3 separate regions of the Homo sapiens genome follow, and all the other regions are linked to region 2. A link is a loop called in an ENCODE intact Hi-C map of the cell type or tissue named here. Cell type or tissue: heart right ventricle. All regions are shown on one strand. Each heading gives the region's core, and the rest is flanking DNA. Links, peaks and the distances in the headings are about the cores only. Region 1 holds the start of LOC105378184 (a long non-coding RNA gene). Region 2 holds the start of MIR8071-1 (microRNA 8071-1). Region 3 has its middle 96 kb from the start of MIR8071-2.

What was found. Peaks named below come from ENCODE experiments on the same cell type or tissue, not always from the same donor. Only the 100,000 strongest peaks of a DNase experiment are listed, where the experiment ranks them.
Region 1: a loop joins it to region 2, with 22 times the contacts of the local background. A loop is called at or near these places in 51 of 110 quality-filtered maps.
Region 3: a loop joins it to region 2, with 4 times the contacts of the local background. A loop is called at or near these places in 10 of 110 quality-filtered maps.

Annotation. Positions count from the first base shown.
Region 1 is chr14:105,756,976-105,764,681 of GRCh38, reverse strand. LOC105378184 (a long non-coding RNA gene) reads right to left here and starts at 5,189. Exons shown (of 3, transcript XR_001751029.3): 1 at 4,990-5,189; 2 at 1,073-1,744; 3 at 1-623. It also overlaps IGH. In heart right ventricle, for the core only: no CTCF peak of the experiment used is centred there; no DNase peak of the experiment used is centred there.
Region 2 is chr14:105,613,905-105,621,610 of GRCh38, reverse strand. It overlaps MIR8071-1 (microRNA 8071-1), which reads right to left and starts at 495; the gene lies at 431-495. It also overlaps IGH. In heart right ventricle, for the core only: no CTCF peak of the experiment used is centred there; DNase peaks (open chromatin) are centred at 3,621, 4,078 and 4,420; H3K27me3 peaks cover 767 bases.
Region 3 is chr14:105,732,067-105,739,772 of GRCh38, reverse strand. It overlaps IGH. Among named protein-coding and RNA genes, the nearest start is that of MIR8071-2, 96 kb to the right of the region's middle. In heart right ventricle, for the core only: no CTCF peak of the experiment used is centred there; no DNase peak of the experiment used is centred there.

The sequences.
Region 1 (7,706 bases), core at 1,508-6,507, 140 kb before region 2:
GCGGGACTGCGGCCAGCGCCTGCCTCGGCCGTCAGGGAGGACTCCCGGGCTCACTCGAAGGAGGTGCCACCATTTCAGCTTTGGTAGCTTTTCTTCTTCTTTTAAATTTTCTAAAGCTCATTAATTGTCTTTGATGTTTCTTTTGTGATGACAATAAAATATCCTTTTTAAGTCTTGTACTTCGTGATGGGAGCCGCCTTCCTGTGTCCACGCGCCTCCTGCCCCCGGTGGGAAGCACATTCAGGAGGAGGCTGGTCCAGCTGCACCTCGGGGGCTCCCTGCATACGCCCCCCGCCTCCTGCAGCCACACGCATTGCCCGAGCGACCCTCCCTGGCCCCTGTCGCTACATGGACCCCCGGGGCTTCTCCTCTTTTCTACATGGATGCAGTTTCTCCTCCTGCTGGGCACGGTGCTGCCTGCCCTGGTCACTCTGCGGGGGACAGGGCCTCCAGGGAAAGCTGGGTCGAGGCTGGGAGCTGGCTCAGGCTGGCCAGGCAGAGCCACAGGGAGGGCCTTCCAGAACCAACCATGGTCCGAAGCGAGAGGTGGGTGTCAGATCTGTGTGCGTCAGCTCAGGACCACAGCGGGGCGGCTCCCACAGCAGACATGGATCCTCCCAGGCCTAGAGACCAGGAATCTGAGATCAGGATGCAGGCAGGGCTGGTTTCTCTCAAGCCCTCTCTCCTTGGCTTGTAGACACCGTCTCCTCCCTGGTCCTCACGTGGCCATCCCTCTGTGTGCCCGTGTCCTAAGCTTCTCTTCTTATAAGAACACACATCAGATTAGATTAGTGACCCCCTATGAACTTAATGACCTCTGTAAAGACCCCATCTCCAAATAGTCACATTGTGAGGCCAGGGATTAAGACTTGAATATATGAATTTGTAGGGGCCACGATTTAACCCATCACAGTCCAGACTCTGGCCCCCAAAATTCATGTTCTTCTCACATGCAGAATACATTCATCCTGTCTCAGCATCCCCCTGGGCACTAGGTCATGTAGCAAGGACGGATTTTCAACAGAAATAACTATTGCAACAGAAGAAAGAGTCCGGCATGACCTGGACTCACCTTCATCTGTGCAGAGGCCACAGCCTTGTAAAGGGAGGTGGTAGGGGGAGCAGGGTGGGTGCTCGGGGCTCAGTCGTCGGGGAAGGGAAAAGTTGCCCAGCGCTGGTCAGCGTCCCCGGGATGGGACCCGCTGTGTCCGTGCCGGCCACTGTTGAGGTCAGGATTCTGTCCTCCCAGAGCCTGGAGACACAGGCCCCATCCTTCCCAATGGGGACACTTCAGGGAGCGGCTCTCAGGTCCCGAGAAAGACCCTCCTGGGTCACAGGAAATGCACAGACATCGGGAACAGACAGAAGGACGTGTGGTTGCGGCCCTCTCAGCAGATACCCTGAGAAAGGGAGGTCGGGGTTGGTCCAAACGGTGAGTTCTGGTGCACGGAGCTTTCTCAGGCAGGTGTTGACGGGGCAGGGGTCGGCCTAGGGGTACGGCCAGAAGCTGTTAGAAACTGTTAGTGTCTGCTCAAGTCTTTACAAGCCAAGGTTGAGGCCGAGTGGAGAGGCTCCGAGGAGCCTGGCTGGAACTCAGTCAAGGACAGGGTCTTGTTACTGCAGTGGCTGCGGTGGCTGCGGTGGCTGGAAAATGCCGTCGGAGTTGCCTGTGGCAGGAGAGAGACCATCTCACCCAGGAAGGAGGAGTGGTTGGATTCGTTTGTGTGGCATCGAGCAGCTGGAGCTTCACCAAACACAGAGTTGGGGACTAAATCCCCAGACTCCAGGCCCTGCCATGCCGTGGGAAGGCTCGCCACTGGAGGGTGGGCTCCAGGGGGCCTGGCCTGAACTGGGTGCTGAAGCCCAGCCCTTTAACTCTCAGGACACGCTGCTGCAGCCCCGCGGGGGGTGAGGGAGACAGCACCTGGGGTGCAGGGCGGGCAGCTGCTGCATCACCGGCTCTATCCCAAGCCCAAGGATGGCGTCCCAGAGATGCAGGAGAGCTTTGTCCAGAGAAGGTGCCAGCCCTCAGGGACCCTGCTGGAGAGATCTCCACCCTCTGCCCTTCAAGGGGCCCTACGGGCTTCCGGGTGCCCTGGTGGGGTGGGCTCCAGTCCACTGTCTGAGGATGGACGGCCTGGCCAGGATAAGGAAAGGAAACCCAGGACGGTGCCGGGCTCCGGGTCATTCCGTGCACTGAGCAGGCTGAGTTGGGAAGAAGCAGATGCTTCCTGCAGCTCCTGCCCCTGCAGGGCCTGGCGCCTGGACCAGGTTCCCCTGGGGAAATTGGGCCCCTCCCTGAGCCACCCGGGGCCCACCGCCCCCTTTCCACCTGGGACCGAGCATCCTCCAGAGGGTCAGCCCTCCTGAGGGAACACCATGCCCAGCCCCAGGACCCTCCCTCAACTCTCCAGCAAGGCTGCACTGTGGGCGGCCCCTGCACATACCCCAGCAGTCCATGCTGTGATGTAACATGACATGGTGTGACGTGGTGTGATGTCTCTGGTGTGACGTGGATGTCATGTGGCATGATGCGACAGGACATGGTGTGATGTTGTATGATGTGGTATGACGGTGTGATATCCGAGGGGTGATGTGATGTGGTGTGACATGGTGTAATGTCCCTGGTGTGAGGTGGCGTTGGACATGCTGGGATGTGGTGTGACACAGTGTGACATCCCTGGTGTGATGTGGTGTGATGAAGCGTAACAGGCTGTGACATAGTGTGACGTGGTGTGATATAATGTGATGTGGTGTGAGGTGGCGTGACATGGTGGGATGTGGTGTGACATGGTATAATGTCCCTGGTGTGAGGTGGTGTGATGTGGTATGATGGGGTGTGGCAGGGTACGACATCCCTAGTGTGATGATAAGTTTCATGGTATGATGTGGCGTGACATCCCTGGCGTGACATAATGAGATGTGGTGTGACATGGTGTGGCATTCCTGGTGTGACTCCTGTGTTCTGACATTTGTGGCCACCCCAGGATACAGAGGTCCCTGTAGCCAAGGGAAGGGGGAGAATAGAACCATCTGAGCATGTTGACCTGGAGGAATTGGTGGCCCTTGAGTCCACGAAGCCCACCCTGCCAGGTGCCCCTGCCCCACGTGACCCAAGTGGGCTTGCAGAGCAGCAAGCAGGACTCTGGTTAGACTGCAAGAAGGACCTGCCACCACGTGGCCTTGTGAGGAGACACAGAGCAAGGCAGTGACCTCAGCGTCCACCCAGCACAGGGTGCTGCTGAAGCTCCTCCTGTCCTCTCAGCAGCGGTCTCAGAGCAAGGCCCAAGGCAGGCTGAAGAGAGGGGCAGAGGGAGGATGCTGGGGAGGCAGGGGTGAGGGGAGTGAGAGCCCAGGTTTCAGCTGAGCCCCTGCACAGGGAAGGAGGCTAGCTGAACACCCATCTCCCCACACACTCCCAACCCTGCCTCTGCCCGAACACCTCCCAGAAGGCACCTCAAACTCTGCTACCCACACTCAGCAAGGGGTATGGTGTCCCCACCGAGTCCAGCCAGTGAGGCCCGGCACAGCCATGCCTGTGCCGACCACTCCCATGGCCAAGCTCCCTGCTAACATGGTAGGACAGAGCCAGGCCTGGAGGAGACAGAACATCAGTCCCATGGGGAAGCTCCCTGCTCACATGGCAGGGCCGGGCCTGGAGGAGACAGAACGCCCCGTCTGGTATGGTACTCAGGCTGCACATGCCTGCCACGCACGGGGGCCATGTGGCACACACGGGTACTCACACGGTCCTCACACAGGGACACACGCACTTGCAACCCCAGCACCCACCCAGTGCACTCATGCACGGGCTCCCCAGGTGGGTCACAGTCTCACGCCTTGAGCTACTCCATGTGCCAGGCCCTTCACCCACATTCCCGTCCCCGGTGCCAGCTGTTGAGCCACACCGTCTTCTCTGTGGATCCCTCCCAGCCCGCTCAGCACAATGGACATGCTCTCTCCAGTCCAGCAACTGCACTGGCCTCTTCCCCTCAGAATCCACGTCTGGCCATCTCCCAGGAAACCCGGACCACCACGGGCAGGGACCACCTTCTCACTGTCCATGTGGACCACCCCACACCTGACCCCAGGCAGAGTCACACTACGACCTGCTTCAATATTGAAAAGGGGAAAAGCTGGAGGAGGGGAAAGATGAAAGAGAAAAAAGCAAGAGGGGAGGGTCACATTCTTGTGAGGCTTTGATTAGAGTTCACTGAGCCCCCACGTTGCATGAAAAGGAGGGGTGGAGGGAGCAATTACGCATTCGCCTTGTGCTCAGTAAATCTGCACTTTATAAGCAAATAAACAGAGTAGAGGAAGAAGTCAAATATGCATTCGTCTCAGGGGTAGGAGGAACGATTTCTTGTCTCATTTTGTCCCATGTCATGAAGACCGGCCTGTTAATTTATATTCTCAGGGTGAGGGAGGCCACCTGGGTAGACCTGGCCTATCTGCTGCTGCTATCACTTTGGAAACAAAAGGAAAGGCATGACTTTTTTTTTTTTTCATGACTCAGCTTCCCACCTCAACTGTTCATTTTGGCATAGTGAGTTTGGAGTCCTGAGATTTTATTTTCCTTTCACAATGGTCAAGGTCGCACCCTCAGTATTCAGGAGAGCTGGTCCAACCCAGACCCCTGCCGTCCCTGGACGCTTTTCAAATACGTGCTGCAGTCTCTGACACTCTCTCACCATGGTAGAAACTGAGGTCTTGGTGAGCCTGCAAGCCCCTGCTCATGGGGACAATGCAGGCTGAAACCCGCATTTCTGACCCCAAAGCTCCTGTTCCTTTCACTCACCCCCACACCAGCTCTTTGAGTCCAGAGCTTTGTCCTTGCCTGAGTCCTACCCTCAGGGACAGGGGCCCAACCCAGACACCAACACATCATACCCTGAGAGGGTGCCAGGAGCCCAGAGATGTTTGGAGAGCACAGAAGCCCTGGAGGCTCTGTGGAGATGCTGCACATTTCTCTATTCAACAGATACTCACCAGGTGGCCAGCGGCAGAGATGCCACATGGCATGGAGCTCGCCTTGGCCAACAGGACAGGTGTGGGGTTGGGAGGCCTTCCCAGGGCACTCCTTGAAGCAGAGCTGTGGGGAAAAGTTGGGGCCAACCTCAGATCTCCTCATCAACACCGGTTCTCCTGCCCTCCTGGGCCACAGAAAACTAAGCTCCCTGGATACTGCGGCTGGGTGGGGCCATGAGGGAGAAGAAATCACAACGAGTTAAAAGATCATTTTCTAAAACTGTTATGATCAGGACTCACATAAACATATGACGACACATTTCAGAGATGCTCTTTATCTCATTAATTAAGGTGTCGTAACCAGTTCAAAGTGGAATTCTAAGTACTACACTTACATAATTGATTCAGGAATGCTAAAAGGAGTTCATAGATAGATGCAAAACTGGCCTTTTCCCTGGAAGATGAGGAGCAATTCATTGTCCTTCCAAAGGTGAGAACTTGAATTTCTACCAACTCAAAGAGCTTTTGCATTGCTATCAATTATGTACAACTTAGAGCAGTAGTCCCCAACATTTTTGGCACCAGGAACCAGTTCCATGGAAGACAATTTTTCCACAGACCAGGATCGGGGGATGGCTTGGGGACAAAGCTGTTCTACCTCAGATCATTAGGCATTAGGATTTCACGAGGAGTGTGCAACTTAGATCTGGGAATGTGCAGCTCGCAATAGGGTTCGCTCCTATGAGAATCTAATGCTGCCACTGATCTGACGGGAGGTGGAGCTCAGGCAGGAATGCTCACACACCCCTCACCTCCTGCTCTGTGGCCCAGTTCCTAACAGGCCATGAGCAGATTCCAGTGCATGACCCAGGGGTTGGGGACCCCTGGCTTATAGAGGTGTAAAATAGTTCAAAGGAAATAAAAGATGCAGAGCTCCATAGAATGAAATAACTTGGAAGAGTGTACAAGACGATGCCTTGCTTTCCATGGAAGGCACCTACTAATCTTTTGGTCCATTTCAGTTCTTCTTAATGCTTCCTATAAACATATATAACTGACTGACACAAACAGATCCATAATATAAAGAAGACCACTGTAAACCAATGAGAAAAAAAATCAAATAATCCAACAAGGAATAGGCAAGAGAATTGAACAGATGTTTTACAGAAGATATCCAAATAGCCACTAAACATATGAAAAGATGTTGAACCACACTAGTCAACAGGGAAATGAAAATGAAAAACCACATGAGAGAAAGTAGTTCTGATTCCAATAATTCTGGAGCAGCTAATATCAGACTAGCCCTTTGGCAGATGGCAATTATAAACACTAGAAACGCTGTAAGCACACACAACACCCACACACACCAATTGCAGGCACTGGAACATGACCAGAAGTAGGCAAACACTAGTAAGGATTATTCCGTTAAATATTCGTCTGAAGTCACACTCCAGGGCATGTAATGGGTACAGCTAGAGTTCAAGCAGGAAACTGCAGCCCTCCTGGTGAGGAGTGGGATGCCGGGCTACATTTTCAGAGCAGCTGGAAATGAAGAGAAGATGTCCATAAAGGAGAAGGTCACCGAAGGGAAACCCCACAATCTGCAAGTAAACTCCACTGAAACCTCTGGCTGATCCCTTAGGTGTGCATGGGTAGGGAAAACTCCAAAGGGCCCAGCAGAAAGCAACACGTGTAAGGTCAAGAGAACTGAGATTCCAGCTACTGCCAACTGCCAGGCAGACAGACTGGGGAGTTTGAGTCAACTCAAGCTAACTGCTTGCTAACATTGAAAAAAACAATTAATGTTCTGCTAAGGAAGAATGCAAACCCCATAGCCTGTACACATGTTAACAACATCAGGTGCACATCCAAAATTACCAGGTATGCAAAGAAATATGAAAATGTGATCCATAGTTAAAAGAAAAAGGGATCAATGGAGATCAACTCCAAGATGACCTAGATGCAGATACAGTTATCAGACAAGGACTTTAAAGAAGTTATGTTAAATATGTTCAAAGACTTAAAGGAAAATATGGTTATCATGAGTGACTAGATGAGGTATCTCTATAAAAAACTGAAAATAGTTACAAGAAGCAAATGAAAATTCTAGAACTAAGAGTATGATTCGGAAATGAAAAACATCATTTGACCAGGCCCAGTGGCTCATACCTGTAATCCTAGCACTCTGGGAGGCCAAACATGGAAGGATCACTTGATCTCAGGAGTTTGAGACCACCCTGGGCAACATGGTGAAACCCCATCTCTATTTTATTAAAGAAGAAAAGAAAGAGAAAAACATTACCCAAGTTTAATAACAGATTGGACAAGACATAAGAAGGAACTGAAAACTTAAAGATGCATCAATAGAATATGTCAATTCTTTTTAATCCAATCCAAAGAAGAGAGAGAAAAATACTAAAAAATGAAAAGAGACTCATCCTGCTGGACAAGGTGAAGCATTCTAAAACATGTGAAACTGGAGTCCAGAGGGGGATGTAATACTTCCATGGGAAAGGTCAACCCTAAGCTATATGCAAATGTACCTGCGTAGGCTGGTGTGGTGGGCTGATGGCATCTCCCTGGCCAAATGTATGCCCACCTGGAACCTCAGAATGTGACCTTATTTGGAAATGGGGTCTTTACAAATTAGGTTAAGGACTTGAGATGATATCATACTAAATTTTGGATGGATCCCAAGTCCAAACACTGGTGTCCTCATAAGAGGAGAGGACAAAGAC
Region 2 (7,706 bases), core at 1,441-6,440:
ATCCCAGGCCCCCACTCAGGCAGGACCTCGCCCTGGAGCCAACCCCGTCCACGCCAGCCTCCTGAACACAGGCATGGTTTCCAGATGGTGAGTGGGAGCATCAGTCGCCAAGGTAGGGAAGCCACAGCACCATCAGGCCCTGTTGGGGAGGCTTCCGAGAGCTGCGAAGGCTCACTCAGACGGCCTTCCTCCCAGCCCGCAGCCAGCCAGCCTCCATTCCGGGCACTCCCGTGAACTCCTGACATGAGGAATGAGGTTGTTCTGATTTCAAGCAAAGAACGCTGCTCTCTGGCTCCTGGGAACAGTCTCGGTGCCAGCACCACCCCTTGGCTGCCTGCCCACACTGCTGGATTCTCGGGTGGAACTGGACCCGCAGGGACAGCCAGCCCCAGAGTCCGCACTGGGGAGAGAAAGGGCCAGGCCCAGGACACTGCCACCTACCACCCACTCCAGTCCACCGAGATCACTCGGAGAAGAGCCTGGGCCATGTGGCCGCTGCAGGAGCCCCACAGTGCAAGGGTGAGGATAGCCCAAGGAAGGGCTGGGCATCTGCCCAGACAGGCCTCCCACAGAAGGCTGGTGACCAGGTCCCAGGCGGGCAAGACTCAGCCTTGGTGGGGCCTGAGGACAGAGGAGGCCCAGGAGCATCGGGGAGAGAGGTGGAGGGACACCGGGAGAGCCAGGAGCGTGGACACAGCCAGAACTCATCACAGAGGCTGGCGTCCAGTCCCGGGTCACGTGCAGCAGGAACAAGCAGCCACTCTGGGGGCACCAGGTGGAGAGGCAAGACGACAAAGAGGGTGCCCGTGTTCTTGCGAAAGCGGGGCTGCTGGCCACGAGTGCTGGACAGAGGCCCCCACGCTCTGCTGCCCCCATCACACCGTTCCGTGACTGTCACGCAGAATCCACAGACAGGAAGGGAGGCTCGAGCGGGACTGCGGCCAGCGCCTGCCTCGGCCGTCAGGGAGGACTCCCGGGCTCACTCGAAGGAGGTGTCACCATTTCAGCTTTGGCTTTTCTTCTTCTTTTAAATTTTCTAAAGCTCATTAATTGTCTTTGATGTTTCTTTTGTGATGACAATAAAATATCCTTTTTAAGTCTTGTACTTCGTGATGGGAGCCGCCTTCCTGTGTCCACGCGCCTCCTGCCCCCGGTGGGAAGCACGGTCAGGAGGAGGCTGGTCGAGCTGCACCTCGGGGGCTCCCTGCACTCGCCCCCCGCCTCCTGCAGCCACACGCATTGCCCGAGCGGCCCTCCCTGGCCCCTGTCGCTACATGGACCCCCGGGGCTTCTCCTCTTTTCTACATGGATGCAGTTTCTCCTCCTGCTGGGCACGGTGCTGCCTGCCCTGGTCACTCTGCGGGGGACAGGGCCTCCAGGGAAAGCTGGGTCGAGGCTGGGAGCTGGCTCAGGCTGGCCAGGCAGAGCCACAGGGAGGGCCTTCCAGAACCAACCATGGTCCGAAGCGAGAGGTGGGTGTCAGATCTGTGTGCGTCAGCTCAGGACCACAGCGGGGCAGCTCCCACGGCAGACATGGATCCTCCCAGGCCTAGAGACCAGGAATCTGAGATCAGGATGCAGGCAGGGCTGGTTTCTCTCAAGCCCTCTCTCCTTGGCTTGTAGACACCGTCTCCTCCCTGGTCCTCACATGGCCATCCCTCTGTGTGCCCGTGTCCTAAGCTTCTCTTCTTATAAGAACACACATCGCATTAGATTAGTGACCCCATATGAACTTAATGACCTCTGTAAAGACCCCATCTCCAAATAGTCACATTGTGAGGCCAGGGATTAAGACTTGAATATATGAATTTGTAGGGGCCACAATTTAACTCATAACAGTCCATGCTATGGCCCCCCAAATTTCATGTTCTTCTCACATGCAAAATACATTCATCTGTCTCAGCATCCCCCAAGTCTTAGTCCTTTCAGCATCAATTCTAAGCCTAAAATCTCATCAAACTGTCACCCTCATCAGGCACAGGTGAAACCTGGTGTGTGATTCATTCTATGGTAAAATTCAGCCCATAGGACACATGGTGGGTGCCAGGAACGAGGACAAGGCAGGAGAGGCAAAGGTGGAGAGAGACATTTTCAAAGATAAAGCTGGGCACTAGATCATGTAGCAAGGACGGATTTTCAACAGAAATAACTATTGCAACAGAAGAAAGAGTCCGGCATGACCTGGACTCACCTTCATCTGTGCAGAGGCCACAGCCTTGTAAAGGGAGGTGGTAGGGGGAGCAGGGTGGGTGCTCGGGGCTCAGTCGTCGGGGAAGGGAAAAGTTGCCCAGCGCTGGTCAGCGTCCCCGGGATGGGACCTGCTGTGTCCGTGCCGGCCACTGTTGAGGTCAGGATTCTGTCCTCCCAGAGCCTGGAGACACAGGCCCCATCCTTCACAAAGGGGACACTTCAGGGAGCGGCTCTCAAGTCTTGAGAAAGACCCTCCTGGGTCACAGGAAATGCACAGACATCGGGAACGGATAGAAGGACGTGTGGTTGCGGCCCTCTCAGCAGACACCCTGAGAAAGGGAGGTCGGGGTTGGTCCAAACGGTGAGTTCTGGTGCACGGAGCTTTCTCAGGCAGGTGTTGACGGGGCAGGGGTCGGCCTAGGGGTACGGCCAGAAGCTGTTAGAAACTGTTAGTGTCTGCTCAAGTCTTTACAAGCCAAGGTTGAGGCCGAGTGGAGAGGCTCCGAGGAGCCTGGCTGGAACTCAGTCAAGGACAGGGTCTTGTTACTGCAGTGGCTGCGGTGGCTGCGGTGGCTGGAAAATGCCGTCGGAGTTGCCTGTGGCAGGAGAGAGACCATCTCACCCAGGAAGGAGGAGTGGTTGGATTCGTTTGTGTGGCATCGAGCAGCTGGAGCTGCACCAAACACGGAGTTGGGGACTAAATCCCCAGACTCCAGGCCCTGCCATGCCGTGGGAAGGCTCGCCACTGGAGGGTGGGCTCCAGGGGGCCTGGCCTGAACTGGGTGCTGAAGCCCAGCCCTTTAACTCTCAGGACACGCTGCTGCAGCCCCGCGGGGGGTGAGGGAGACAGCACCTGGGGTGCAGGGCGGGCAGCTGCTGCATCACCGGCTCTATCCCAAGCCCAAGGATGGCGTCCCAGAGATGCAGGAGAGCTTTGTCCAGAGAAGGTGCCAGCCCTCAGGGACCCTGCTGGAGAGATCTCCACCCTCTGCCCTTCAAGGGGCCCTACGGGCCTCCGGGTGCCCTGGTGGGGTGGGCTCCAGTCCACTGTCTGAGGATGGACGGCCTGGCCAGGATAAGGAAAGGAAACCCAGGATGGTGCCGGGCTCCGGGTCATTCCGTGCACTGAGCAGGCTGAGTTGGGAAGAAGCAGATGCTTCCTGCAGCTCCTGCCCCTGCAGGGCCTGGCGCCTGGACCAGGTTCCCCTAGGGAAATTGGGCCCCTCCCTGAGCCACCCGGGGCCCACCGCCCCCTTTCCACCTGGGACCGAGCATCCTCCAGAGGGTCAGCCCTCCTGAGGGAACACCATGCCCAGCCCCAGGACCCTCCCTCAACTCTCCAGCAAGGCTGCACTGTGGGCGGCCCCTGCACATACCCCAGCAGTCCGTGCTGTGATGTAACATGACATGGTGTGACGTGGTGTGATGTCTCTGGTGTGACGTGGATGTCATGTGGCATGATGTGACAGGACATGGTGTGATGTTGTATGATGTGGTATGACAGTGTGATATCCGAGGGGTGATGTGATGTGGTGTGACATGTTGTAATGTCCCTGGTGTGAGGTGGTGTTGCACATGGTGGGATGTGGTGTGACATGGTGTAATGTCCCTGGTGTGAGGTGGTGTTGCACATGGTGGGATGTGGTGTGACACAGTGTGACATCCCTGGTGTGATGTGCTGTGACATAGTGTGATGGGTATGACATCCCTGGTATGATGAGCTATAATATGAAATGATGTGGAATGGTGTGACATGATGTGATGTGATGGGACAAGGTGTGACATCCCTGGTGTGATGTGGTGTGATGAAGTGTAACAGGCTGTGACATACTGTGATATGGTGTGGCATGTGACGTGGTGTGACATGTGATGTGGTGTGATGGGGTGTGACATCCCTGGTGTGATGGGGTGTGAGGTAGTTTGACGTGGTGTGATGTAATGTGATGTGGTGTGATGGGGTATGACATCTGTGGTGTGATGAGGTGTGGTGTGACATGATGTGACGTGTGACGTGCTGTGACAGGGTGCCACATCCTTGGTGTGATGTGATGCGGTGTGACATGGTGTGATGTGGCAGGATGGGGTGTGGCAGGGTACGACATCCCTAGTGTGATGATGAGTTTCATGGTGTGATGTGGCGTGACATCCCTGGCATGACATAGTGTGATGTGGTGTGACATGGTGTGACATTCCTGGTGTGACTCTGCTGTTGTGACATTTGTGGTCACCCCAGCATACAGAGGTCTCTGTGGCCAAGGGAAGGGGGAGAATGGAACGATCTGAGCAGGTTGACCTGGAGGAACTGGTGGCCCTTGAGTCCACGAAGCCCACCCTGCTAGGTGCCCCTGCCCCACGTGACCCAAGGGGGTTGCAGAGCAGCAAGCAGGACTCTGGTTAGACAGGAGGAAGGACCTGCCACCACGTGGCCTTGTGAGGAGACACAGAGCGAGCCTGTGACCTCGGCGTCCACCCAGCACAGGGTGCTGCTGAAGCCCCTCCTGTCATCTCAGCAGGGGTCCCAGGGCAAGGCCCGAGGCAGGCTGAAGAGAGGGGCAGAGTGAGGATGCTGGGGAGGCAGGGGTGAGGGGAGTGAGAGCCCAGGTTTCAGCTGAGCCCCTGCACAGGGAAGGAACCTAGCTGAACACCCATCTCCCCACACACTCCCAACCCTGCCTCTGCCCGACCACCTCCCAGAGGGCACCTCGAACCCTCTAACACCCACACTCAGCAAGGGGTATGGTGTCCCCACCGAATCCAGCCAGTGAGGCCCGGCACAGCCACGCCTGTGCCCACCACTCCCATGGCCAAGCTCCCTGCTAACATGGTAGGACAGGGCCAGGCCTGGAGGAGACAGAACATCAGTCCCATGGGGAAGCTCCCTGCTCACATGGCAGGGCAGGGCCTGGAGGAGACAGAACGCCCCATCTGGCATGGTACTCAGGCTGCACATGCCTGCCACGCACGGGGGCCACGCGACAATGCCTGCCACGCATGGGGGACATGTGATGCTGCCTGCCACGCATGGGGGACACGCAACAATGCCTGACACGCATGGGGGCCACGTGACACACACATACACACACGGGCCTCACAGGCACACGAATGTTTGCAACCCCAGCACCCACCCAGCACACTCAGGCACAGGCTCTCCAGGTGGGTCACAGCCTCACGCCTTGAGCTACTCCATGTGCCAGGCCCTTCACCCACGTTCCTGTCCCCAGTGCCAGCTGTTGAGCCACACCGTCTTCTCTGTGGATCCCTCCCAGCCCACTCAGCACAATGGACATGCTCTCTCCCGTCCAGTGACTGCACTGGCCTCCTCCCCTCAGCACCCACGTCTGGCCATCTCCCAGGAAACCCGGACCACCACGGGCAGGGACCACCTTCCTCACTATCCACATGGACCACCCCACACCTGACCCCAGATGCAGTCACACTATGTCCTGCTTCAATATTGAAAAGGGGAAAAGCTGGAGGAGGGGAAAGATGAAAGAGAAAAAAGCAAGACGGGAGAGTCACATTCTTCTGAGGCTTTGATTACATCTCACTGAGCCCCCACGTTGCATGAAAAGGAGGGGTGGAGGGAGCAATTACGCATTCGCCTTGTGCTCAGTAAATCTGCACTTTATAAGAAAATAAACAGAGTAGAGGAAGAAGTCAAATATGCATTTGTCTCAGGGGCAGGAGGGATGATTTCTTGTCTCATTTTGTCCCATGTCATGAAGACCGGGCTGTTAATTTATATTGTCAGGGTGAGGGAGGCCACCTGGGTAGACCTGGCCTATCTGCTGCTGCTCTCAGTTTGGAAACAAAAGGAAACGCATGACTTTTTTTTTTTTTCATGACTCAGCTTCCCACCTCAACTGTTCTTTTTGGCATAGTGACTTTAGGGTCCTGAGATTTTATTTTCCTTTCACAATGGTCAAGATCGCACCCTCAGTATTCAGGAGAGCTGGTCCAACCCAGACCCCTGCCGTCCCTGGACACTTTCAAATACGTGCTGCAGTCTCTGACACTCTCTCACCATCGAAGAAACTGAGGCCTTGGTGAGCCTGCAAGCCCCTGCTCATGGGGACAATGCAGGCTGAAACCCGCATTTCTGACCCCAAAGCTCCTGTTCCTTTCACTCACCCCCACACCAGCTCTTTGAGTCCAGAGCTTTGTCCTTGCCTGAGTCCTACCCTCAGGGACAGGGGCCCAACCCAGCCACCAACACATCATACCCTGAGAGGGTGCCGGGAGCCCAGAGATGTTTGGAGAGCACAGAAGCCCTGGAAGCTCTGTGGAGATGCTGCACATTTCTCTATTCAACAGATACTCACCAGGTGGCCAGCGGCAGAGATGCCACATGGCATGGAGCTCGCCTTGGCCAACAGGACAGGTGTGGGGTTGGGAGGCCTTCCCAGGGCACTCCTTGAAGCAGAGCTGTGGGGAAAAGTTGGGGCCAATCTCAGATCTCCCCGTCAACACCGGGTCTCCTGCCCTCCTGGGCCACAGAAAACTAAGCTCCGTGGATACTGCGGCTGGGTGGGGCCGTGGGGGAGAAGAAATCACAACGAGTTAAGAGATCATTTTTTAAAACTATTATGATCAGGACTCACATAAACATATGACGACACATTTCAGAGATGCTCTTTATCTCATTAATTAAGGTGTCGTAACCAGTTCAAAGTGGAATTCTAAGTACTACACTTAACATAATTGATTCAGGAATGCTAAAAGGAGTTCATAGATAGATGCAAAACTGGCCTTTTCCCTGGAAGATGAGGAGCAATTCATTGTCCTTCCAAAGGTGAGAACTTGCATTTCTACCAACTCAAAGAGTTTTTGCATTGCTATCAATTATGTACAACTTAGAGCAGTGGTCCCCAACATTTTTGGCACCAGGAACCAGTTCCATGGAAGACAATTTTTCCACAGACCAAGATCGGGGGATGTCTTGGGGACAAAGCTGTTCTACCTCAGATCATTAGGCATTAGGATTTCACGAGGAGTGTGCAACTTAGATCCCAGGAATGTGCAGCTCGCAATAGGGTTCGCTCCTATGAGAATCTAATGCTGCCACTGATCTGACGGGAGGTGGAGCTCGGGCAGGAATGCTCACACATCCCTCACCTCTTGCTCTGTGGCCCAGTTCCTAACAGGCCATGAACCGGTTCCAGTGCATGACCCAGGGGTTGGGGACCCCTGGCTTATAGAGGTGTAAAATAGTTCAAAGGAAATGAAAGATGCAGAGCTCCACAGAATGAAATAACCTGGAAGAGTGTACAAGACGATGCCTTGCTTTCCATGGAAGGCACCTAGTAATCATTTGGTCCATTTCAGTTCTTCTTAATGCTTCCTATAAACATATATAACTGACTGACACAAACAGATCCATAATATAAAGAAGACCCCTGTAAACCAATGAGAAAAAAAATCAAATAATCCAACGAGGAATAGGCAAGAGAATTGAACAGATGTTTTACAGAAGATATCCAAATAGCCACTAAACATATGAAAAGGTGTTGAACCAC
Region 3 (7,706 bases), core at 1,683-6,682, 120 kb before region 2:
CTGTCCCTGACACTGTCCCCCATGCTTTCCCCACCTGTCCCTGACACCATCCCCCACTCTGTCCCCTATAGTTCCTGGCCCTGTCCCCCACGCTGTCCCCTACAGTACCTGGCACTGTCCCCCATGCTGTCCCCTCCTGTATGAAACCCTGTCCCACATGCTGTCCCCACCTGTCCGTGACAATATCCCCCACACTGTCCCCACCTGTCCCCGACACTCTCCTCCACGTTGTTCTTACCTAAACCCGACACTTTCCTCCATGCTGTCCCCACCCATCTCCGACACTGTACCCCACGTTGTCCCCACCTGTCCTCAACACTGTCCCCCATGCTGTCCCCACCTGTCCCCAACACTCTCCTCCATGCTGTCCCCACCTGTCCCTGATATTGTCCCCCATGCAGTCTCCACCTGTCCCCAATGCTGTCCCCCAGGCTGTACCTACCAGTACAACACTGTCCCCCATGCTGTCCCCACCTGTCCCTGACACTGTCCCCCACGCTGTCCCCTCCTGTCCCCGACACTGTCCCCCACACTGTCCCCACCTGTCCCCAACACTATCCTCCATGCTGTCCCCTCCTGTCCCCACCTGTCCCCTACACTGTCCCCCATGCTGTCCCCACCAGTCCCCAAAACTTTCCTCCACACTGTCCCCACCTGTCCCCAACACTGTCCCCCACGCTATCCCCCCTGTCCCCGACAATGTCCCCACTGTTTCCTCCTGTTCCCTCCTATCCCTGACACTGTCCGCCATGCTGTCCCCACCTGTCCCTGACACTGTCTCCCACTCTGTCCCCTATAATCCCTGACACTGTCCCCCACGCCGTCCCCTCCCGTATGCACCACTGTCCCCCAAGCTGTCCCCACCTGTCCTCAACACAGTCCCCCATGCTGTCCCCACCTGTCCCCAACACTCTCCTCCATGTCCCCACCTGTCCCTGATATTGTCCCCCATGCAGTCCCCACCTGTCCCCGATGCTGTCCCCCGGGCTGTACCTACCAGTCCAACACTGTCCCCCACACTCTCCCCACCTGTCCCTGATACTGTCCCCCATGCTGTCCCCACCTGTCCCGGACACTGTTCTCCACGCTCTCCCCTCCTGTCCCTGACACTGTCCCCCACACTGTCCCCACCTGTCCCCAACACTATCCTCCATCCTGTCCCAACCTGTCTCCTACACTGTCCCCCATGCTGTCCCCACCAGTCCCCAACACTGTCCTCCATGCTGTCCCCCATGTCCCCAACACTGTCCCCCATGCTATCTCCCCTGTCCCTGACAATGTCCCCACTGTTTCCTGTCCCCTCCTATCCCTGACACTGTCCCCCATGCTGTCCCCACCTGTCCCCCACATGGTCTCCACCGGTCCCTGACACTGTCTCCCACTCTGTCCCCTATAATCCCTGACACTGTCCCCCACACCGTCCCCTCCTGTATGCACCACTGTCCCCCATGCTGTCCCCACCTGTCCCTGATGCTGTCCTCCACACAGTCCCCACCTCTCCCTGACACTGTCCCCATCTCTCCCCAACACTCTCCTCCATGCTGTCCTTAACTGTCCCCAACACTCTTCCACACTCTGTCTCCACCTGTCCCTGACACTGTCCCCCACACTGTCCTCACCTGTGTCTGACACTGTCCCCCACGCTGTCCCCACCTGTCCCTGACGCTGTCTTCTGTGCTGTCCACATGCTGTTGGTGCCCTGGCTCTGCTCTCTATCACCAAGCCTCAGAGCAGGCAGTGGTGAGGCCATGGCACCTGGGTGGCATGAGGGGCCGGATGGGCCTCAGGGGCAGGGCTGTGGCCTGCGTGGACTGACGGGTGGGTGGGCCTTGGGGGCAGAGAGGTGGCCTCAGTGCCCTGAGGGGTGGGTGGGGCTCGGGGGCAGGGCTGTGGCCTCGCTCACCCCTGTGCTGTGCCTTGCCTACAGGTGAAGTGGATCTTCTCCTCGGTGGTGGACCTGAAGCAGACCATCATCCCCGACTACAGGAACATGATCGGACAGGGGGCCTAGGGCCACCCTCTGCGGGGTGTCCAGGGCCGCCCAGACCCCACACACCAGCCATGGGCCATGCTCAGCCACCACCCAGGCCACACCTGCCCCCGACCTCACCGCCCTCAACCCCATGACTCTCTGGCCTCGCAGTTGCCCTCTGACCCTGACACACCTGACACGCCCCCCTTCCAGACCCTGTGCATAGCAGGTCTACCCCAGACCTCCGCTGCTTGGTGCATGCAGGGCACTGGGGGCCAGGTGTCCCCTCAGCAGGACGTCCTTGCCCTCCGGACCACAAGGTGCTCACACAAAAGGAGGCAGTGACCGGTATCCCAGGCCCCCACCCAGGCAGGACCTCGCCCTGGAGCCAACCCCGTCCACGCCAGCCTCCTGAACACAGGCGTGGTTTCCAGATGGTGAGTGGGAGCGTCAGCCGCCAAGGTAGGGAAGCCACAGCACCATCAGGCCCTGTTGGGGAGGCTTCCGAGAGCTGCGAAGGCTCACTCAGACGGCCTTCCTCCCAGCCCGCAGCCAGCCAGCCTCCATTCCGGGCACTCCCGTGAACTCCTGACATGAGGAATGAGGTTGTTCTGATTTCAAGCAAAGAACGCTGCTCTCTGGCTCCTGGGAACAGTCTCAGTGCCAGCACCACCCCTTGGCTGCCTGCCCACACTGCTGGATTCTCGGGTGGAACTGGACCCGCAGGGACAGCCAGCCCCAGAGTCCGCACTGGGGAGAGAAGGGGCCAGGCCCAGGACACTGCCACCTCCCACCCACTCCAGTCCACCGAGATCACTCAGAGAAGAGCCTGGGCCATGTGGCCGCTGCAGGAGCCCCACAGTGCAAGGGTGAGGATAGCCCAAGGAAGGGCTGGGCATCTGCCCAGACAGGCCTCCCAGAGAAGGCTGGTGACCAGGTCCCAGGCGGGCAAGACTCAGCCTTGGTGGGGCCTGAGGACAGAGGAGGCCCAGGAGCATCGGGGAGAGAGGTGGAGGGACACCGGGAGAGCCAGGAGCGTGGACACAGCCAGAACTCATCACAGAGGCTGGCGTCCAGCCCCGGGTCACGTGCAGCAGGAACAAGCAGCCACTCTGGGGGCACCAGGTGGAGAGGCAAGACGACAAAGAGGGTGCCCGTGTTCTTGCGAAAGCAGGGCTGCTGGCCACGAGTGCTGGACAGAGGCCCCCACGCTCTGCTGCCCCCATCACGCCGTTCCGTGACTGTCACGCAGAATCTGCAGACAGGAAGGGAGACTCGAGCGGGAGTGCGGCCAGCGCCTGCCTCGGCCGTCAGGGAGGACTCCTGGGCTCACTCGAAGGAGGTGCCACCATTTCAGCTTTGGTAGCTTTTCTTCTTCTTTTAAATTTTCTAAAGCTCATTAATTGTCTTTGATGTTTCTTTTGTGATGACAATAAAATATCCTTTTTAAGTCTTGTACTTCGTGATGGGAGCCGCCTTCCTGTGTCCACGCGCCTCCTGCCCCCGGTGGAAAACACGGTCAGGAGGAGGCTGGTCCAGCTGCACCTCGGGGGCTCCCTGCATACGCCCCCCGCCTCCTGCAGCCACACGCATTGCCCGAGCGACCCTCCCTGGCCCCTGTCACTACATGGACCCCCGGGGCTTCTCCTCTTTTCTACATGGATGCAGTTTCTCCTCCTGCTGGGCACGGTGCTGCCTGCCCTGGTCACTCTGCGGGGGACAGGGCCTCCAGGGAAAGCTGGGTCGAGGCTGGGAGCTGGCTCAGGCTGGCCAGGCAGAGCCACAGGGAGGGCCTTCCAGAACCAACCATGGTCCGAAGCGAGAGGTGGGTGTCAGATCTGTGTGCGTCAGCTCAGGACCACAGCGGGGCAGCTCCCACGGCAGACATGGATCCTCCCAGGCCTAGAGACCAGGAATCTGAGATCAGGATGCAGGCAGGGCTGGTTTCTCTCAAGCCCTCTCTCCTTGGCTTGTAGACACCGTCTCCTCCCTGGTCCTCACATGGCCATACCTCTGTGTGCCCGTGTCCTAAGCTTCTCTTCTTAGAACACACATCGGATTAGATTAGTGACCCCCTATGAACTTAATGACCTCTGTAAAGACCCCATCTCCAAATAGTCACATTGTGAGGCCAGGGATTAAGACTTGAATATATGAATTTGTAGGGGCCACGATTTAACCCATCACAGTCCAGACTCTGGCCCCCAAAATTCATGTTCTTCTCACATGCAAAACACATTCATCCTGTCTCAGCATCCCCCTGGGCACTAGGTCATGTAGCAAGGACGGATTCTCAACAGAAATAACTATTGCAACGGAAGAAAGAGTCCGGCATGACCTGGACTCACCTTCATCTGTGCAGAGGCCACAGCCTTGTAAAGGGAGGTGGTAGGGGGAGCAGGGTGGGTGCTCGGGGCTCAGTCGTTGGGGAAGGGAAAAGTTTCCCAGCGCTGGTCAGCGTCCCCGGGATGGGACCCGCTGTGTCCGTGCCGGCCACTGTTGAGGTCAGGATTCTGTCCTCCCAGAGCCTGGAGACACAGGCCCCATCCTTCACAAAGGGGACACTTCAGGGAGTGGCTCTCAGGTCCCGAGAAAGACCCTCCTGGGTCACAGGAAATGCACAGACATCAGGAACGGATAGAAGGTCGTGTGGTTGCGGCCCTCTCAGCAGATACCCTGAGAAAGGGAGGTCGGGGTTGGTCCAAACGGTGAGTTCTGGTGCACGGAGCTTTCTCAGGCAGGTGTTGACGGGGCAGGGGTCGGCCTAGGGGTACGGCCAGAAGCTGTTAGAAACTGTTAGTGTCTGCTCAAGTCTTTACAAGCCAAGGTTGAGGCCGAGTGGAGAGGCTCCGAGGAGCCTGGCTGGAACTCAGTCAAGGACAGGGTCTTGTTACTGCAGTGGCTGCGGTGGCTGCGGTGGCTGCGAAATGCCGTCGGAGTTGCCTGTGGCAGGAGAGAGACCATCTCACCCAGGAAGGAGGAGTGGTTGGATTCGTTTGTGTGGCATCGAGCAGCTGGAGCTTCACCAAACACAGAGTTGGGGATGAAATCCCCAGAGCCCGGACCCTGCCATGCCGTGGGAAGGCTCGCTGCTGGAGGGTGGGCTCCAGGGGGCCTGGCCTGAACTGGGTGCTGAAGCCCAGCCCTTTAACTCTCAGGACACGCTGCTGCAGCCCCGCGGGGGGTGAGGGAGACAGCACCTGGGGTGCAGGGCGGGCAGCTGCTGCATCACCGGCTCTATCCCAAGCCCAAGGATGGCGTCCCAGAGATGCAGGAGAGCTTTGTCCAGAGAAGGTGCCAGCCCTCAGGGACCCTGCTGGACAGCTCTCCACCCTCTGCCCTTCAAGGGGCCCTACGGGCCTCCGGGTGCCCTGGTGGGGTGGGCTCCAGTCCACTGTCTGAGGATGGACGGCCTGGCCAGGATAAGGAAAGGAGACCCAGGACGGTGCCGGGCTCCGGGTCATTCCGTGCACTGAGCAGGCTGAGTTGGGAAGAAGCAGATGCTTCCTGCAGCTCCTGCCCCTGCAGGGCCTGGCGCCTGGACCAGGTTCCCCTGGGGAAATTGGGCCCCTCCCTGAGCCACCCGGGGCCCACCTCCCACTTTCTACCTGGGACCGAGCATCCTCCAGAGGGTCAGCCCTCCTGCGGGAACACCATGCCCAGCCCCAGGACCCTCCCTCAACTCTCCAGCAAGGCTGCCCCTGCACGCCCCCAGCAGCCCATGCTGTGATGTAGCATGACATCATGTGATGTGGTGTGATGTCCTATGACAGGGTGACATCCCTGGTGTGATGTGGTGTGATGTGGCGTGATGTCCTTTGTGTGATGTGGTGTTGGACTACATGGTTGGACATAGTGTGATGTGGTGTGACCGAGTGTGACATCCCTGGTGAGATGTGGTGTGACATGGTGTGAGGTGTTGTGACATGGTGTAATGTCCCTGGTGTGAGGTGGTATGACATGGTGTGAGGTGTTGTGACATGGTATAATGTCCCTGGTGTGAGGTGGTGTTGGACATGATGTGATGTGGTGTGACAGAGTGTGATGGGTATGACATCCCTGGTATGATGCGGTATGAGATTATGTGGTATGGTGTGACATGATGTGATGTGGCGTAACATCCTTGGGGTAATGGGGTATGATGTCGTTTGACGGGTGTGGTGGTGTGGGGTGTGATGAGGTGTGGTGTGACATGATGTGACCTGTGACGTGCTGTGTCAGGGTGCCACATCCTTGCTGTGATGTGATGCGGTGTGACACGGTGTGATGTGGCATGATGGGGTGTGACCCGGTACGACATCCCCAGTGTGATGAGTTAATGGTGTGATGTGTGACATCCCTAGTGTGACATAGTGTGATGTGGTGTGATGAAGAGGGCCTCGCCCTCCACAGCTGTGGGTATTTCTCATCAGGTGGAAACACGAGACTGAGAAAAGAAATAAGACACAGAGACAAAGTGCAGAGAAAGAACAGTGAGCCCAGGGGACCGGCACACTCAGCACGCGAGGACCTGCACCGGCACCGGTCTCTGGGTTCCCTCAGTATTTATTGATGACTATTTTCACTATCTCCATACGGGGAGTGCGGCAGGAGAACAGCGTGAACAGGGTGATGATGGGGAGAAGGTCAGCAGGAAAACATGTGAGTAAAGGAATCTGCATCATAAATAACTCCCAGGGAAGGTACCGTGCTGGGATGTACACATAGACTAGATTTATGTTTCTCTTTACCCAAACATCTCAGTGTAGTGAAGAGTAACAGAGCCGTATCACCGCTAGCATATCTTGTCTCCAGCCTTAGGGCGGTTTTCTCCTACCTCAGAATAGAATGAATGGTGGGTGTAAAGCCCAGACATTCCATTCCCAGGGACGTGCAGGAAACAGAGGCCTTCTTCTTATCTCAACCGTAAAGAGGCCTTCCTCTTTTACCAATCCTCCTCAGCACAGACCCTTTACAGGTGTCAGGCTGGGGGACAGTCAGGTCTTTCCCTTGCCATGAGGCCATATCTCAGGCTGTCTCAGTGAGGAGAAACTGGGACAATACCTAGGCTTTCTCCGGCAGAGGTCCCTTCAGCTTTCCGCAGCGTATTCTGTGCCTAGTTAACAGAGAATGGAGAATGGCGATGACTTCTACCAAGCACACTGCCTGCAAACGTATCGTGAACCAGGCACGTCCTGCGCAGCCCTAAACCCCTTAAACCTTGATTCCATGCAGCACAGGTTTCTGTGAGCACAGTGTTGGGGCTAAAGTTACAGGTTAACAGCGTCTCAAAGCAGAACAATTTTTCTTTGTACAGATCAAAATGGAGTTTCTTATGTGTTCCTTTTCTACATAGGCACAGTAACAGTCTGATCTTTCTTTTCCCCAGTGTGACATGGTGTGACGTTCCTGGTGTGATTCTTGTGTTGTGACATTTGTGGTCACCCCAGGATACAGAGGTCTCTGTGGCCAAGGGAAGGGGGAGAATGGAACCATCTGAGCATGTTGACCTGGAGGAATTGGTGGCCCTTGAGTCCACGAAGCCCACCCTTCCAGGTGCCCCTGCCCCACGTGACCCAAGTGGGCTTGCAGAGCAGCAAGCAGGACTCTGGTTAGACAGGAGGAAGGACCTGCCACCACGTGGCCTTGTGAGGAGACAGAGCGAGGCTGTGACCTCGGCGTCCGAGGCAGGCTGAAGAGACGGGCAGAGGGAGGATGCTGGGGAGGCAGGGGTGAGGGGAGTGAGAGCCCAGGT